Regions from separate parts of the Homo sapiens genome. Here regions 1 and 2 are each linked to region 3. A link is a contact called in ENCODE Hi-C or POLR2A ChIA-PET data. All regions are on one chromosome and are shown on one strand. Each heading gives the region's core, a stretch centred on a gene start or an enhancer-like site at or near the end of the contact. The rest is flanking DNA. Distances are from core to core; before and after follow the strand shown.

What was found. A loop is a pair of places that touch in the nucleus more often than their neighbours do. ChIA-PET counts read pairs that join two places held with the same protein, here RNA polymerase II (POLR2A). Pooled maps may share reads with other maps.
Region 1: a loop to region 3 is called in a map of Caco-2, with 6 times the contacts of the local background. The contact joins the promoter of GPR39 here to the promoter of MZT2A in region 3. A Hi-C loop is called at or near these places in 1 of 168 maps with a recorded cell type or tissue (Caco-2) and 1 of 50 pooled maps. POLR2A ChIA-PET finds 5 or more read pairs at or near these places in 1 of 52 experiments (H1).
Region 2: a map of naive thymus-derived CD4-positive, alpha-beta T cell shows a loop between it and region 3 (4-fold over the local background). The contact joins the enhancer-like site here to the promoter of MZT2A in region 3. A Hi-C loop is called at or near these places in 1 of 168 maps with a recorded cell type or tissue (naive thymus-derived CD4-positive, alpha-beta T cell) and 10 of 50 pooled maps. POLR2A ChIA-PET finds 5 or more read pairs at or near these places in 1 of 52 experiments (activated naive CD4-positive, alpha-beta T cell).

Annotation. Positions count from the first base shown.
Region 1 is chr2:132,415,334-132,418,540 of GRCh38, forward strand. GPR39 (G protein-coupled receptor 39) reads left to right here and starts at 1,472. Exons shown (of 2, transcript NM_001508.3): 1 at 1,472-2,565. The coding sequence starts at 1,710. LOC124905948 reads right to left here and starts at 1,711. Exons shown (of 4, transcript XM_047446885.1): 1 at 1,573-1,711; 2 at 87-1,203. The coding sequence starts at 1,711. The coding sequence ends at 482. RefSeq lists an enhancer at 1,103-1,397 and a silencer at 1,103-1,397.
Region 2 is chr2:130,823,329-130,826,308 of GRCh38, forward strand. No RefSeq gene overlaps it. Among named protein-coding and RNA genes, the nearest start is that of ARHGEF4, 12 kb to the right of the region's middle. RefSeq lists enhancers at 54-629, 630-1,207, 970-1,019, 1,180-1,339, 2,362-2,937 and 1 more. Within about 2 kb of position 1,488, at least 3 of the 41 ENCODE cell types and tissues checked have a DNase peak (open chromatin) inside an H3K27ac peak, as active enhancers do.
Region 3 is chr2:131,490,547-131,493,760 of GRCh38, forward strand. MZT2A (mitotic spindle organizing protein 2A) reads right to left here and starts at 1,851. Exons shown (of 3, transcript NM_001085365.2): 1 at 1,661-1,851; 2 at 1,330-1,478. The coding sequence starts at 1,830. It overlaps MIR4784 (microRNA 4784), which reads right to left and starts at 690; the gene lies at 614-690. It also overlaps the pseudogene SMPD4BP. RefSeq lists enhancers at 1,182-1,975, 1,976-2,769 and silencers at 1,572-2,081, 2,602-2,791.

The DNA.
Region 1 (3,207 bases), core at 222-2,721, 920 kb after region 3:
TTGGTAACCACCTTTCTACTCTTTGTTTCTATGTATTTAACTTTATTTTATATTCCACATCTGAGTAAGACCTTGCTCTCACTCACTCTTTTATGGCCTTGGGGAAGCATAGGTCCTCCAGACAGCAGAATTGCTTCATCTTTAAAATGATTGCATCGATGTGGCGATTGGGATAATTCAGAGATGTTTTCAGCACAGAGGGCTTGTGCTAGGCCCCTAGAATGTACAGATAAAGGGGATCCATGTTCTTCCTTTGAGGCAGAGGTTCTGACTTTGACTTTGCCACTCCCTGGCAAGGGGCATTTAGCAATGTCTGGAGACATTTGGCTGTCCCTATGGATGTGTGTATGCAGGTGCTAAACATCCTAGAACGCATAAGGCAGCCTTCCTCCCCCTTCATTGCTCATTCCCTCTGATTGTGGAATTAAAAGACGAAAATGGGTCCATTCGAGGGAAAAGGTCATGATCCTTAATGCTGTTTTTACATGACGGCCTTGTCAGAGCCTTCAGCTCCTCCTGCTGTCTTCGACGTTCTAGGCACAGCTCCCTCCGGAGGGCATGCTTCCCACCTGGGGCTTGCTGGCGGAGTGCCATCCTCATCCATATACATGTCCCCAATTAAAAGACGTCCCGCTGCCGGGAAAGCGGCTGCACCTTGGAGCGAAACTGAAAGAAGAGACCCCGGGGTCTTCGCGTCCCTCCGTGGGAAGGCGAGGCAGGGCCCTGCGCAGAACACCGGCAGGCTCTGGGGAAAGGCAGGGATTCTATAGTGAATCCTGCAAGCCTGCTTGGGGCCGACTTCCTGGAGCAGCGGCTGCAAGCAGCGCAGAGCCCAGCTGTCCTTGGCAAACACCCCACAGAGGAGGCGAGGGCTTGCTGGCTCCTCTGGGACGCCCCGGTCAAGCCACCACCAAACGGGCCGTGACCTCGCCTTCGAAGGGGGCCCCCAGGGCAGCGGTGGACGTGGGGGCAGTGCGGGCGAGAGGAAGTTTGTCTTTCTCCCAGCTCGGGAGGGTCGCCAGCTTCCCCGGGGCTGCACCTCCTTGGGACGCTTGTCGGGTTGGAGCGCCGCAGCTGCCTCTGCGGCTGCCGCCTGGGTGACGGAGGGTGGGGCGGGGGTGGGTCGCTCGTAGCTCGAGAGCCACGATCTGATTTCAGGGACCGTGCCTATGTGCTGAGTCAAACCCCGCCGCTGGGCTGGGTCTGCAGCCGGGCCGCTGAGCACAATCCGCTGTGGTTAATGATTAATCGCTGACCACCCCGCCTCCCGCAGCTCGGGAGAGGGTGCTCTGGGAATGTGGACCGGGGCTCTCAAGTGCCGGCAGCTGGAAAGGAAGAGGAGTGCTGCGAGGCGGAGTGCGCCCTCGGCGAAGAGGGGCAGAGGCGGAGCGCCAGGTGCTGCGGTCTCACTCCCAGCCAGCCAGGAGTTTAGAACGTTCTTCCTCCGCCCTCTCCCCGCCTCGCCCCAGCCACATACACTCCCAAACCTCAACACCCAGGCGCCTCCTGGGCCTCTCCTAGGTTGGGCTGCTCCAGCAAGTTTCCATGAAAGCACCTGAAATACTAAGTTACCTTCGCGAGGAGAACTCGAGTGAGATAAAATCGTGCGCCCACGCAGGTGAGTTTGCAGCCAAGAATTTTGGACGCTGCTGGGAGGAGAAAGGGAAGTTGAGAAAGTCTTTGGACCTGGTAGCCTGGTGCTCTTTCTCATGGCTTCACCCAGCCTCCCGGGCAGTGACTGCTCCCAAATCATTGATCACAGTCATGTCCCCGAGTTTGAGGTGGCCACCTGGATCAAAATCACCCTTATTCTGGTGTACCTGATCATCTTCGTGATGGGCCTTCTGGGGAACAGCGCCACCATTCGGGTCACCCAGGTGCTGCAGAAGAAAGGATACTTGCAGAAGGAGGTGACAGACCACATGGTGAGTTTGGCTTGCTCGGACATCTTGGTGTTCCTCATCGGCATGCCCATGGAGTTCTACAGCATCATCTGGAATCCCCTGACCACGTCCAGCTACACCCTGTCCTGCAAGCTGCACACTTTCCTCTTCGAGGCCTGCAGCTACGCTACGCTGCTGCACGTGCTGACACTCAGCTTTGAGCGCTACATCGCCATCTGTCACCCCTTCAGGTACAAGGCTGTGTCGGGACCTTGCCAGGTGAAGCTGCTGATTGGCTTCGTCTGGGTCACCTCCGCCCTGGTGGCACTGCCCTTGCTGTTTGCCATGGGTACTGAGTACCCCCTGGTGAACGTGCCCAGCCACCGGGGTCTCACTTGCAACCGCTCCAGCACCCGCCACCACGAGCAGCCCGAGACCTCCAATATGTCCATCTGTACCAACCTCTCCAGCCGCTGGACCGTGTTCCAGTCCAGCATCTTCGGCGCCTTCGTGGTCTACCTCGTGGTCCTGCTCTCCGTAGCCTTCATGTGCTGGAACATGATGCAGGTGCTCATGAAAAGCCAGAAGGGCTCGCTGGCCGGGGGCACGCGGCCTCCGCAGCTGAGGAAGTCCGAGAGCGAAGAGAGCAGGACCGCCAGGAGGCAGACCATCATCTTCCTGAGTGAGTCCTAAGTCGGGGGCAACACGTGAGCAGCTTCCCAACCTTCCCCCACGACCCGTGCCACTGCCTGTGGCCCTCTCCAGGGCAAGTCTTGCCCTAGAATTGCACACTTAAGTTTACTAAGGTGGAAGAGTCTTGTAGCAGTATGAGGGCATTGCTCTGGGTCTCTGAATGTTTCTTCTCTGTGTTTCGGGGATTCATGGTAGATTATGGTGAAAAGAGCACGAGACCAGAACCCAGAAGGTTTGGGTATATTCCAGAACATCACTGCTGTGACCTTTGGGAAGTCACAAAAATCTTTGGTAAAATGGGGACAATAATACTAGAGAATATGACGGACAAATTAGGTAATGCAGGACAGGTGAAAGTCCTTTGCAAAAGACCAAGTTCTGCAGAGATACAGGGAACCGTCTTATCTAGCTCTTTTACCCGGGGAAGACTTTCTTGTGCAATTAGATTTTGTTCCCATTTTTCTCCTCCTTTGGAGAAAGCAGGCTGTGAGCGACACACACTCTCGGGCTGCTATTTTATTCCTTGGAGCCTCTTCGACCCAATCTTAAGACATGGGAGCTCTCAGCACTCCCCAGGGCTTGGGTTTCTGCCACTGTGGGTCTGTTCCTTACCAGACCAGAGCAACCTGGC
Region 2 (2,980 bases), core at 238-2,737, 670 kb before region 3:
TAGCAGGTGGCTGTGGGGCAGCCCTGAAAGCCACCAGCCAACACTTGGGCAGGATTTGCTGACAGACAGCCTGGGGCAGGCTTTGGGTGGACAGACCACTAGGGCTGCCCTCCCCTGGAAGACACTGGGGTCTGGCTGCGAGGGAGCAGAGAAAACCCCCTTGGTGGCCCCTCTGGCTCTGAGCTTCCTGTGCAGGGGCCAGAATTCCTCCTGCTGGGTCATGGAGTTGTCACCACATTTCCAGGTGACATCTGTGTGGGGAGCTAGGCCGGCCTCTCCTTAGCTCTGTCTTCCTTTGCCAGGTCTGTGCCGCCTGCCTCTCACTGTGATGCTCCCAGTGCCTGAGCTGGTGTCACTCCCCTTGGTCTCTAGCACCACATTATGAGCCTTTGGGGTCACCCTGGGCCCGGGGAAGTCCTGGCTCTGCCATTTCCTGGATTTGCGGACTTAATACACCTGGGACGGTACATCTGGGGAGGATGGCCAAGAGAGCAGCCAGCGCTGTCAGGCCCGGAGTCCCTGCTTCACGTTTGCTCACTCACAACGCCCATTCAATCCCCCCGTTCCCCAAGGGACCTTCTGAGACCATGTGGGAGGCCTGTGGTCCCAGATCCCAGGTGAGGGGGACTTACAGTCACAACCACAGGCTGGCCCTGGCCCTGCAGTCCCCGCCTGCCCAGCATGTTCCTGTAGTCGGGCGGGGACATGCCCTGGGCCTTTCCTCCAACCACTCAGTCCCAGCTGCACTCCCCCATGGCCACACACAGCCACACTGGGCCTCAGTGACCTGGCTGACCCCCAAGAGATCCCCATGACTGCCCCCTCTTGGATTCAGCAAACACCTCTCTTCATGCAGTTTGAATCCTGACACTTTGGAGGGGGTAATTTCTGAGCCTCTGTGGCCTCATCTGTGAAATGGGCCACTGAAGCAGGTGAAGTGCTACTCCGTCCCTGGCCTACAGTGGGAACCCACGCATCTGGGCCCCTGGAGAGCAGCCGTCACAGGGTCAGCCAGCGCCTAGCTGTCCCAGCTCAGTGCACTCTGCGGCCAGCACCCCACGCTGCCCAAAGGGCCTGCACACACACATAGAACAGGACATCCCAGGCAGCTACAGCCCATCCACCAGGACTGTTTCTTCAGTGAAAACCAAAGGTTCTTGTGAACTCACACACATCTGCTAAACTGCTTCCTATTTTGAAAATTGTGATGTTTCATGTGGAAGATAATTGATTCACAATGACGTAAACACACACTGTGGGGAAACCCCTGAATCTCTTTTGTTTCCTGCTGCCTGTGGGAGATGAGTCACCAAGAGGCAAAGGCTCTCAAGTGCCCCTCGTGGGATGGGTCTCATTCAGTCTTTTTGTTTTGCTTGAGCTCTGAGGTTTTGTATGTAAGCAGGAGTGATTCACACACACACACACACACACACACACACACACATGCATGCATGCACTGTGCCCTCTGTAAAGGCGTCTCACACAGGCACACAATCGCAGTGGCCAGGAGCCAGGCACCGCGGGTCTGCGAACTGATTTCTCCCTGCATATCCCATTGTTCAGAGCTTCCTTGGCCTGGGTCCCAAGCACAGGGACCCAGTGTCCATCCCACAGGCTGGCATAGGTCACAGGATGAAGCTTCTCCGGGTGCAATGTTCAGGGGTCACCTTGTGGTGGGTGGGCCATGCTGCAGGGCTGCCTGCCCATCCCCTGCCCAGGTTTTGCACCAAAGCACTGAGCTCTGGCTCAGCCTGCAGCCTATCCTACAAGGGAGATGGGGCTGGGACCCCCATCCCACAAAGGCTGGCCCAGCACAAGCCTTTCGCTGGGGTCTGAGAGAAATCCTGGAGGTTTCTGAGGGGTCCTCACCTCCTCCCCACAGGCAGGCTCCTCAGCCCCTTTTTCAGAAAGCGGGTATGTGTGGGCACCAGGCCTAGCATGCAGGACACTGCCCCGCTGCAGTGTCCCCCTCAAAAGACGCCCTCCCTCATGCTGTCTGCCCATCAAAGGAGCCCTCGCCCACCCCGAGTGGCCTCACCTTGAAACACAGACAGGTGGGGCCAGGGTCAGGCAGGGCCACCCCCCGAGAACCAATGCTCCCCTTCAGAGCCAGGCCTGCCCCTGAGATGGGACACAGAATTCACAGAATCCACAGCCTGGGCAGGCCCACAGTGCAGGGTGAGTCTGCAGCTCAGAGAACTGGGCTTCTGGCTCTGAATCACTCTTCCTTCGACTACACCTGGCCGTCTCCTGCCTCTCACCCAGGAGGGAGAAGGTCCTGCCGTGGGAACAAGGCTGCAGGCCTGCAAACCTGTTCCACCCCAATGGGGTGCTTCTCTCAGGCCCCAGAGCCCCCAGTCAGTCCCCTATTCAGAGCGTGCAGCCCCTGGCCTAGGCCTGGGGTAAAAGCCATTTGTTGCCTAGTGAGGGTGCAAGGCGGGCATCCCTGCCATGTTTTATGGTCCTTTCTTTCCTGCTGCCCGCTCCTGCCTCCACCCCTTTCTCCCCTGGGAACACACTCCCCCCATCTGCTGCACACAAAAGCCCATTCTGGCCTCTTGCTTTGAGACCAGCGTCACCCTGGAGACTGGCGCCTTCCGGCCCAGCCATCCTCTCCCCGCCCCAGCCTGGCCCTGGCTCCCAGGCTGGCCTGCTGCCCCCGTGTCCCCCTTTAGGGTCCTCTCCCGTGAGCCGGGAGTCTGAGGTGCTCTCGGTCTCTCCTCGGGGGCCCTGCCCCACGGGTCAGGCTCCACTTCTGTTGCTGCCGCACCCTGGAAGCCCCCAGGACCGCTCCACACTCGCCATCACCCTGGCTTTGTGTCACAACCTGCGTGGCGCAGGTGCAGGATGCACCAGCATGGATGACATGTCACTCTCCCTGGAGGAACCCGCTTGGCAGGGGTAGCTGATAACTTAGGGCCAGCGCAGACACAGAACTGTGCGAAATGACGCTGATGTCGCAGTGATGCGAGCCGCATGT
Region 3 (3,214 bases), core at 601-3,100:
AATAAACCGAGTCAGAAATAGTGCCCTGTGGCTAAGCGGCAGGGCAGCGGTGGCCTGCATGATCCTGCCCTTGCAGCTCAAAGCTGCTTGGGCCTCTTGGGGCCATGCAGTTTCCATGAAAACAAGGAAGAGCACCAACCCCCAGAGATAAGCCAATAAACGCAACCTGCAAAAGGAGAGAACAGGCAGCAAGAGAGGCGGAGGGAACCCGGGGGGCCTGGAGAGAGAGGTGAGTGTGTGGCAGCTGGGCTGTGGAGCATAACCAGAGAGGCCGCAGGCTGCGGGCTGGAGGAAAACGAGGGCCTTGCAGGGGGGCTACTGTTCCTGGCAGAGAGAAAGGAGGCCTCTGGAGGTCAGAGAGAGACACAAAGAGAGCAGACAGAGCGAGGGTCAGTGAAGAGGCCAGCACGCAGGTGCCCGGGCCCTCTTGGGTCAGCGGGCGTGGGTGCCCAGGCCCTGGCACTTCCCCCATGAAGGCAGCCTGCTTTCCACGCCTTCTCATGATGCCTGTGAGGGTCTCCTCCTGCTTCCAGGCAGGGAGCCAGCTCTGGGCCTCCTTCCATTGGCCTGGGAGGTTGTGCTGCATTTCAGAGAGAGCCATCGGGAGCAGAAGCAACATGCGGAGAGGATGAGCAGGGACGGAGGCTCCACCATGACACTCTCAGTCCCAGCATCTCCTCAGCCCAGTCACCACACTGGAGAGGGAGGAGGCCCTTCAGACCCCGCAGGCCTCTGCACCCTGGGAGTTCCGCGTCTAACTCTCTTCCTGCAATCATCAGAGGCAGGAACTGGGCCCAGGTGGGGTAAAGGCAGGAAGACGTCTGCCTGCCCTGCTCCCTGGGCACTTCCCTGGATGCTGTATACCACAGGACAGAGATCGAGACTGTCTTTTGAAAAACATTTAGAGACAGGATCTCACCCTGTCACCCAGACTGGTCTCAAACTCATGGCCTCAAAGGATCCTCCCGCCGTGGGGTCCCAAAGATTATAGGCGTGAGCCACGGCGCCCAGCCCCAAACCGTCTTGATTCCCGACTTTGTAGGATGAAGGCCTGAGTGAAGAGGTGGGGAGGAGCTAAGCGGAGGAGCCCTACCCAGCCTGGACCACCCTGGGGCACGCACTCTGCGTCCACCTGACCTGGACGTGCCTCCTAAGGCTGGCAGCGAAGCCCAGGAGCAGAGCCCACGGATGGGCCCTGCAGGTGCTGGGCCTAGACCGACCGACAGACAGGCCTGGCCACTCAGGGCCACGCCGCCGCTGTGCCGCGCCTGCCCCCTCCCCGCCCGCCACCCCCGCCACTGGGGCAGGGACAGCGGGCCCAGCTCTGACCTCGGGTCTCGGGCACGCTCGACGTGGGCAGAGACACGGCCGCAGGGTCCTGGGGCTCGCTCGCTAGCCTCTGCCCGGCACACATGGACTTGAGCATCTGGAAGACGGCGAGGGGGGCCACGTTCAGCTTCAGCAGGTCCACCAGGATCCTGGCGGGGACAGACGCGGGGCCGGTGAGCCCTCTCCGCCCGGCGCGGCCACCTCCCTGAAGACCGGACAAGGACGGGGGCGGGGGCAGCGGGGGCTCCTCCCGACCAGCGGGCCGGGCGTACCCGGAGAGCAGAGGTCGGGGGTGTCTGGCGAGCATGCGGCCCCCACCCGCCCCGCTCACTTGAACACGTCGGGGTCGATACCGCCGCCCGCCGCCTGAGCCAGCTCGTACAGCTCCATCTCCTCGGTGCTCAGCACCTTCTTGCGCCGCAGCGCCAGCTTCTGCCGGGCCGCCTCCAGCCCCGGGGGCGCCGCCGACCCCGGCCCAGGCCCTACGCCCTGCGCCGCCATCCGCGAGGCCCGCCGAAAGGTGCGCCCCGCCCCGCCGCGCCCCCTAGCGGATGCGCCCACCGCCCTCTCCCTGCAGCGCCAGCGTCTGGCCTCCCGGGCTGCCCTGGCGGGAGCGGCGGGAGCGCGGGGACGGGGCCGCCTCCTCGGCGTCATTGGAGCCCAACAGTTAGTGGGCGCTCACGGTGTGCTGAGCGGCGCGCTAGGCGTCGGGAGTGGCATGGCGGACTGCAGGGGCCAGCTGCTTGGCGGTCAGGGCGTCCCTGATAGACTTGCATTGGTCGTGCTCGCTTAGGTGGCAGCACCCAGCCCAGTGCCAGGCATACATTGGGCGCTCAGTCAATACCTGTTTCAAGAAAGCGTGCAATTTTCTGGTCCGCACCGGTGCACCACTAGGGGTCGCTCTTCGGGGGGGGTGGGGGGCACTAATCAACAACCCTGCTTACGCGCACGCGCATTCCTTGCTAGGGAGAAAGTGCGTGAGCCCTACCTTGGGGCGCCAGAGGCCGCCACAACGCAGGCGCATTCAGCTAAGGACCACTCCCTCCCCCCGCACTCCTGCCTCGCCATTTCCCCTCCCTGGCCGGCCGGCCGGCCTTCTTCGCTTTGCGCACGTACCTTTTGAGGTAACGGCCCAAAGAGGTAGAAGCGCTTTTCCCGCCCGGCCGCGGGGCGTGGCTCTGCGCGCAGCTTGATGACGACGTTTTGGCGCGGTGGCGGAATGGCGGCTTCCACCTCTGAAGCGGGCGACGCTATGGGTCCCACAGGTGAGTGGCGCGGGACGCGCGCGTGAGACGGTCCGACGCCCTGGGGGCTTCCGCGAGCCCCTGCGGAGGCCATCTCCGTTCCTCCGCGAGCCCCAGGACTCGGGCGGCCCGGCGGCTCTGCCCAGGCCGGGCAGGCTGGGGAGTGGAGGGCCCCGGCTGAGTCTTCCTGCCACTCCTCTGGGCCATGCCTTTGTGCCACCTTCCCGCGCCGCTCGTACACTCTGTTCTGGTCCGGTAGGTGTTCGTTGAAGGTTACCCGTCGTTGAAGGAATTGAGGGAAGGAGAGCTTTGTGTTGAAATTGAGCCTTGGGCTCAACAGGCGGTGTGGGAGGAAGAGCCGGGTGTGGGTCCCAGCTCGACCCTTCCCCTGTGCGCTCCACATCTCCGAGCCTTGGTTTCGGAGGCTCCCGAAGCCCAATTCGCAGGAGAGTTGGAAACAAGTGGGCGCGTGCTGTTAAGGGAGGTCTTGGCATGACAGAATTTGCTTGGAATGATTAGCGTTGCCCAAGGGCTGTCGCTGTCAGAAAAACAAAACAAAACGAAACAAAAAAAACAAACGGGTCCGAAGCAGCTCCTGGAGAAAATAGGTGTTGGAGAGTCGCGACGAAGTGGACTCTAGG